Regions from separate parts of the Homo sapiens genome. Here region 2 is linked to region 1. Evidence: chromatin contacts called from ENCODE Hi-C data. All regions are on one chromosome and are shown on one strand. Each heading gives the region's core, a stretch centred on a gene start or an enhancer-like site at or near the end of the contact. The rest is flanking DNA. Distances are from core to core; before and after follow the strand shown. Region 1 overlaps RCSD1 (RCSD domain containing 1). Region 2 overlaps GPR161 (G protein-coupled receptor 161).

Region 1 (3,538 bases), core at 280-2,779:
CCTCCCTGGACCCAGTGATATTTTGGAAAATCCCATCGATGGCATGATTTATAAATTATGATTTTCCAAAATGTTGAATATTTGAATATTCTTTTTCTTTTCTTTTCTTTTTTTTTTTTTTTTTGAGACAGAGTCCTGCTTGTTCCTCAATCTGGAGTGCAATGGCGCAATCTCGGCTCACTGCAACCTTCGCCTCCTGGGTTCAAGCAATTCTCCTGTCTCTGCCTCCCAAGTAGCTGGAATTACAGGCATGCACCACCATGCCTGGCTAGTTTTTGTATTTTTAGTAGAGACAGGGTTTCACCATGTTGGCCAGGTTGGTCTCGAACTCCTGACCTCAGGTGATCCACCCACCTCCCAAAGTGCTGGGATTACAGGCGTGAGCCACCACGCCCAGCCTGAATATTCTTTTTAACCAAGTAAACATTTACTGAGTATTTACTACGTCCCAGACATTGTGTGGGTCATACAAAGATGAGCATGATTCAGTCTCGGTGGCAGGAGCAGTCCGTGGCTGATGCATGTGTTACATAATCATACGTACTCTCTGTTAGTTGTAGATATTTTTGTGATGAATGAATGCCAGGAATCTTGTCTGCCTTCGGGATCCATATCATGTAAAAATATTAACTCTGTGTTTTGCGTAAAATCCCCACAAACATGTGAGAATGGTGACAGTGATAGGATGATGATGATGAAGAAAAGGAAGAGGATGACTTCCATGTGGTTGGACAGAGGCCAAGGCAGAGGAGGGATCTCCCCATAGTGTGGAGACCAATGTGTATGACCTGCTCCTTGACCCCATGTACTAATTTTCCTGAACAATAAGAAGAACTACACTGATCTCTTAGGAAGATTCTGAGATATTTATAATGTGAGATGATTGTGTTTTAGTGATGGAAGGAGGGAGGCTCACCCAACTGAACTCCTCGTGATCTTTTTACAGCCCAACACCAAGGGAGAGCATGGGCTGGACTTACAGGATCCCCACTCCTTCTAATTCTAGTTTTGGCAGGAGCCAGACGAAGCCCTTGGCCTCAGCCTCCTCTACCAAGATGCAGCTGGGCGGGAATAAATGATTCTAAGGACTCCTGCTGCCTCTGCCTCCATGTGTCTTCACTGTCGGGTATGTTCCTATAGCAGTCTTTCAAGGAGCTTTTTATCTAGGATGAGTATAAAGAGCTTCCAGCCCCAATGGAAGTGCCCTTGGTTTCTGTGCTTTACAGGGAAATTTCACACGGGCTGGGGTTTTCAGAGAAACTTTTAGAAACTGCAGCAACAATTTTGCTGATAAAGCTCACTTCATGTAATATTATTAGTTCTTCTCTTCCCCAGCTGACCACTGATTTCTGAAGTCTGTGGAAATTCAGTGGACCCTGCCCCTTAAACACAGTATAGTACTGGGGACCCAGCTGATGCTCCATAAAACCCTATTGATTTGAATTGCAAAGCAGAAAGAATCCAAAATAGCCTCTAGTGCAGTTCCTGGAAATGACAGCAGGTGGCATCATTTCCCTTACGGTTTAACAAGGGGCTTCAGGCAAGCGGCTGAGACTAACAATCCGGTGGAGAAAAACCAGCCTTCCATCCCTGTATATGTATATATATAGCTGTATTTACATGACATTATTACCACGTCTAGAAACTACGGACTAATTTCCAGATGGGAATGCTTTTCAGCCTTTTCTGAGTATAGGAGGCAGGATCTGTGGCTGCATTAAACACCCAACTTCAGCTGGTTCTTCCAGAGAGGGGTAACTCTTGGTCACCCTGCCATCAGGAGGGGCCCTGCAGTCAGCAGGTGCTGTCAGGGGGCTGACCCCACTGTCTCAGACCTGAGCAAGCATAGCGGGGCAGGGATGAAATGACCCTTCCTGGCACTGTGCATTGGGAACCGAGGGGTAGCCTGACCGGGTCCCTCCCTGCAGGCCCCCAAGGTTTCCAGCATTAGAGCCTCTGCAGGCTGAGCTACAGGAGTATGGAAGGAGAAATGTGGACAGCAGCCTCCAATTAGCCCTGCCAGACAAAGCAGGCTGCTCATTTTATTTCTATGTGAATTTCTTTTCTTTTTTTTTTTTTTTTGAGACGGAGTCTTGCTGTGTCACCCAGGCTGGAGTGCGGTGGCGCGATCTAGGCTCACTGCAAGCTCCGCCTCCGGGGTTCACGCCATTCTCCTGCCTAAGCCTCTCGAGTAGCTGGGACTACAGGCGCCTGCCACCACGCCTGCTAATTTTTTGTATTTTTAGTAGAGACGGGGTTTCACCGTGTTAGCCAGGATGGTCTCAATCTCCTGACCTCGTGATCCGCCCACCTCGGCCTCTCAAAGTGCTGGGATTACAGGCGTGAGCCACTACGCCCTGCTTCTATGTGAATTTCAAGGCCACGAAAAGTCATTGATCCCTGGAGGTAGTGTCCTTTCAATGTGCGAGCAGCCTGTCACTCCAGGCAGGATTTTCTAAAATCCGCCCTTGGACTTAACCAGCCCTTGGCCATTATAAGCCATTTAACTTCTGGGTGATGTGCCCCATGGGGTGAAACCTGTGAATGCATTTCCACAGAGCTGCCAGGATGGAGCTGTTTAACCCAATCACTAGCCTAACTCCCTCTGCTTTTACTCTAGGGGATAAAACTTCCCTAGCCAGCCTCCCTGATCTATCTGGTTAGTGATTTTGTCCTCAATTTCACAAATAAGAAAAATGATTCGGTATGGTGTGGTGACTTCTCCTGGGCCAAGCCCAGGCTATCAGGGGGCAGTCTCACATTAAGCTCTGAGTGGCCATAACCTCAACCCATTGCATAGCAGTGGAGACACTGAGCCCAGAGGTTGAAGGTTACAAGGAGAAGTTGATTCTCTGGAAAGAGAGGTTGTTGGTATGTGTTTGGTCACAGCACTGGCTGATGACCCCATAAAGCCACAGAATCATATTGTTGGCACTTGAAGAGACCCAAGGAAAACCTCAGTGTTTTTAAACTGTGCTCCTTGGGGTTCTCATCCAAGAATAAGACCCTTGGTCAGTGGGGAGAGAGTATTCTGAGAGCATTTGGGGCTCCAGGCCTCCCCTCCCCCATCTCACTTGGCCTGGGGCAGCGATGAGTTTCTGCTTTATCTTGTGGGCTTCTGTTTATAAGCCTTAGGTTGACAAAAAGGCTTGAAAACCATTGATCTATTTCAGCTGTTTCACTTTATAGATGAGAAAATGTAGGCATTAAGATGCTTGCCCAAGTTCACATAGGGCACCTAATGGCTATTGTCAGGATGCTGGTCCCCAAAAAAGAAGGGGAGAATAAAGAGGTTGTTGAAGTGGAATTTGGGAATGACATTGTCTTTGGCTTGCTTGCTGTATTTTGGGGTTGGCCTCCCAGGTGAGATGACAGAACATACAAATCCATTTCTGGCACAGACTATGACCACAGTGAAGGTTCATGGGTTGCTGGCATAAGGTGTGGAGAAGGCACTCCTGCAGCTACAATTAGATAAATAAAGATAGGAGAATATGCAGGCTAAGAACCTATTACTGGCTATGATCTATGATACCAG
Region 2 (3,527 bases), core at 232-2,731, 390 kb before region 1:
CCCTTGTGGTTTTTTCTTTGGGGCCCAGCTAGCTCCTGGTGAGGTTGTGTTTTTGTGTTGTGTGGCAGAAACCAATGGTTAGCTGGTCCCCTGGTCTGCAGTTTGTAAAAGACCTTTCATGAGGCCTGGAGTCTTGCTACCTGTGGTGATTGAACTCAACTATTCTGGGTCACCTGGATGCCAGGCGCTGGCCTAGCTTCTGGATGGGAGTGGGAAGGAGCAGAGGGCAGGTTCACCTGTGCAGGTCAGACACTCTGCTTCCATCACTGGATGGCATTCCTACGTCTGCGTGTGGTTCACGTTTTCTATATATATTCCCTGTATATATTTTTTTCTAGCACTTGTCTACTTTCTGAAGGGACCATATTCCTGATCAACTAGTGTGCACAGAGGTGGAACAGGGCAGAGAGACCTTTATCTCTAGGATGGGTTGCTGGTTAGGTGTAGGCATTCTTGAGTGCAGCAGCTTGGCTTTGAAACGCAAGGGTTGGAGAATGTTCCCCTGACTGTACTAGACTGGGCTCTAGGGAAAGAATCCTGAGACAGCCCCCCACTCCCCCACTGACCCCACACTAGCTGGGCTATTATAGAATTTAATCTAAATCTAGAAATACTGCATTTCACAAAATGATTCACTGTGTTTCCCTTTTTTTACTGAGGTCCAATTCATTTAGTCGTCTACCAGACACTGCACATCCAGTGTATGCGAAGCACCAGGCTAGGCTCTGTAGGCAATACCACTAAAGTGTGCACTCTGATTTAGGGAGCAGGACCTGTGGATACCGATTCTAATAACTAGCAAAGTCAAGTCGTGGTTATAGAAAGAAGTGTGGCTTCAGAGGGAGGTGGGTATTTCCAAATATGGAGTTAGGGATGGCTCCATGAGGTAAGTGACAGTTTGAGCTAAGTCTTGAAGGATGCTTGGCAGCTAGAACCATATTTTCCATATTCAGGAATTCAAATTTGCCTTTATTCAGCTAGAGAGAAAGAGAGAAGGGGGTGTGGGGGAGAAGGAAAAGAGAATTTTCACACATTTTGAAGTTCCTGAGAGCATTTCTGAGGATATCTGCCGTTAGTGCAGAAGGTCGAAACCCCAAGTGCCCCCACTAAACCCAGGCTCTTTAGCTGTAAACTGCCATGCAGTGGCAGGCCTGCAGCCTTCCTGATGGGACCACATGGACAGTGGCACATGGGACATTTGGCTACTCGTTAGCTTAAACAACTCAGTCCTGTGTCTTCTGGTTTTGACAAGACCACATTTAGGACTGCTGCCCACCTCTGCCTCTTTCATTGAGATTTCCGCCTTATTGGGTCCCTGTGCTATGCCACAGATACCAGGTTTGGGGTTGTTTTGACCCAGAAGGCATTGGGAGTCCCACATTACAGAGCACACACACAGCTCAACACAGCCATTTCCCTGGCCAGAGGCACCAAGACTGAAGTTCAGGCCCTTAGACACTAGGTGGCAGCGGTGTGGCTGTGCAGAGCCAAGGATGAACCTGAGAGCTTGTTTGCCTCTGGCTGGGCACTCTTGTTTTGAATTCCTTTGCCCTTATCGTGTAGTCCACGGCCTTGGTGACCAAGGACCACCTGGCTAGCCTGCTTACATGCATGACCCCATCCAGGTTCACAGGTATTGCCACTGAGTGATCTTAGGTAGATCACTGCTCCTGGAGAAGCAGAGTTGAGGAGTGTAAGACAAGGGCCATCTAGTGCCAATGTTCCTTGATTCTTATTTGAGGAGCTACTATGTGGTCTTTCTGTAAACAAGTGAACAACCAATGAGACTAAATATTTGCAATAGATAGGCTAAGGAATTTGGGTTGAGACAGGAGACGGAGGAAAAATGCTTTGATACAATGACAGATGGTTAGTCTCTTCAGATTTCCCTGAATATTTTCCATCCCGACAATATGCCTCTTAGATACTTGCAGATTAGACATGTCTCTGGATGGACCACAAGATACATTCACAACATGTGTTCAGCCTTGAGCCCTGGCTGTGTCCTGTCTGGAAGGAACTGAGGATGATGTGGCTATAAAGAGGAGGCAGTGAGCTGGCATGTGACTGCCTTCTGTGGGCCTGACCTGTTTGACATTTGAGGGCCTATGATGTGCTAGGTGCTGTGTTAGGTACTTCCAAATGCTTTATCTCATTTTACCCCAGTGCAAGTGTGATATAGTGAGGATGGTGAAGACGTGGGTATGGTTAAGTCATGAGTTCAGATCCCGTGCTTCCAATTACATGGGTGTTTTCAAACAAGTCACTACTTATGAGTTTCCTCATCTGTGAAGGGAAGTTTAGTCATCTGTTTCAATGTGGAGACACACAGGATTGAGGGAGTCCTCCGTCACAGGGTGACTGTCTGGATTCTATGAGGAAATACTTGGAAAGCATGCAGCACAATGCCTGGGGTGCAGCTGAAGCTGAGCCACTGGTGTTTCTTCACAGTATCTCTGTGGGGAGGGTGTATTATTCCTTTTTATAGGGATCTCTATAATGAAGTGAGAATCTTGAAAATATAAGTGTTATCCTAGATGGGAGGTGTTAAAGGTTTTTGCCTTGGGAATTTTGTCATATTTGTTGCACAGCAAGGAAGGACTTTCAGAAAAGCAGGGATGTGGTGAGGAAGAGCAGGCAATAGAGAGCAGGGAGGAAAGGCTAAGTAGCATCTGGAACTTGAGAAGTCTAAGGGAGCCAAAATGAGATTTTCTATTAAAAATGTCTATCCTCAGCCGGGCGTGGTAGCTCACGCCTGTAATCCCAGCACTTTGGGGGGTCGAGATGGGCAGATCACCTGAGGTCAGGAGTTCGAGACCAGCCTGACCAATATGGAGAAACCCCGTCTCTACTAAAAATACAAAATTAGTTGCGCGTGGTGGTGGGCGCCTGTAATCCCAGCTACTCAGGAGCCTGAGGCAGGAGAATCACTTAAACCCAGGAGGCGGAGGTTGCAGTGAGCCGAGATCGCGCCATTGCACTCCAGCCTGGGCAACAAGAGCGAAACCCCGCCTAAAAAAAGAAAAAAAAGAAAAAGTCTATCCTCTATGCTACTGGCCTGTTTGTACAAAGATAAAATCATTCTAATTTGTCCGGAATGACTATCAAAGATGATCAAATCCCCAGGGCCTGGTGTAACGTTCCAAATCATAGCACAAATACAGCTTGACCTTCCTTACAGTCCAGAAAGGACATTCTCCCTGAGAAATGCCCTTGGTTGCTGAGGACAGCTCTGTCCTGTAGTGACAGAGTGACTGCCTGGCTGTGGCTCTTGGGTTCACAGAATCCCTAATCCTCCAAGCCCCTAAGAGGCAGGGCAGGGATGCTACCCACAATATATGCAGAACCCCAGATGGAGCCTGTGGGAGAGAGAGGAAATTACCGTCTTCACTGTAGGCAAAGGAGAATGGCTGTGATTAGCCATATATGCCTATAAGAAGGAGCAGAGCCATACTGTCCTTGTGGGTTGGGAGAGGGGACACAGAATCCAGGGCAATTGTCTGAGGTCTCAAAGTAAGTTAAGCCAG

What was found. A loop is a pair of places that touch in the nucleus more often than their neighbours do. Pooled maps may share reads with other maps.
Region 2: a map of K562 shows a loop between it and region 1 (3-fold over the local background). The contact joins two enhancer-like sites. A Hi-C loop is called at or near these places in 1 of 168 maps with a recorded cell type or tissue (K562) and 11 of 50 pooled maps.

What each region holds. Positions count from the first base shown.
Region 1 is chr1:167,686,067-167,689,604 of GRCh38, reverse strand. The region is part of intron 3 of RCSD1 (RCSD domain containing 1); the gene reads right to left. Among named protein-coding and RNA genes, the nearest start is that of TRP-CGG1-1, 27 kb to the left of the region's middle. RefSeq lists enhancers at 1-355, 1,583-1,762. Within about 2 kb of position 1,529, at least 7 of the 41 ENCODE cell types and tissues checked have a DNase peak (open chromatin) inside an H3K27ac peak, as active enhancers do.
Region 2 is chr1:168,080,370-168,083,896 of GRCh38, reverse strand. It overlaps GPR161 (G protein-coupled receptor 161), which reads left to right. Exons shown (of 6, transcript NM_001375883.1): 6 at 1-3,527. Among named protein-coding and RNA genes, the nearest start is that of GPR161, 55 kb to the left of the region's middle. RefSeq lists a silencer at 1,312-1,606. Within about 2 kb of position 1,481, at least 12 of the 41 ENCODE cell types and tissues checked have a DNase peak (open chromatin) inside an H3K27ac peak, as active enhancers do.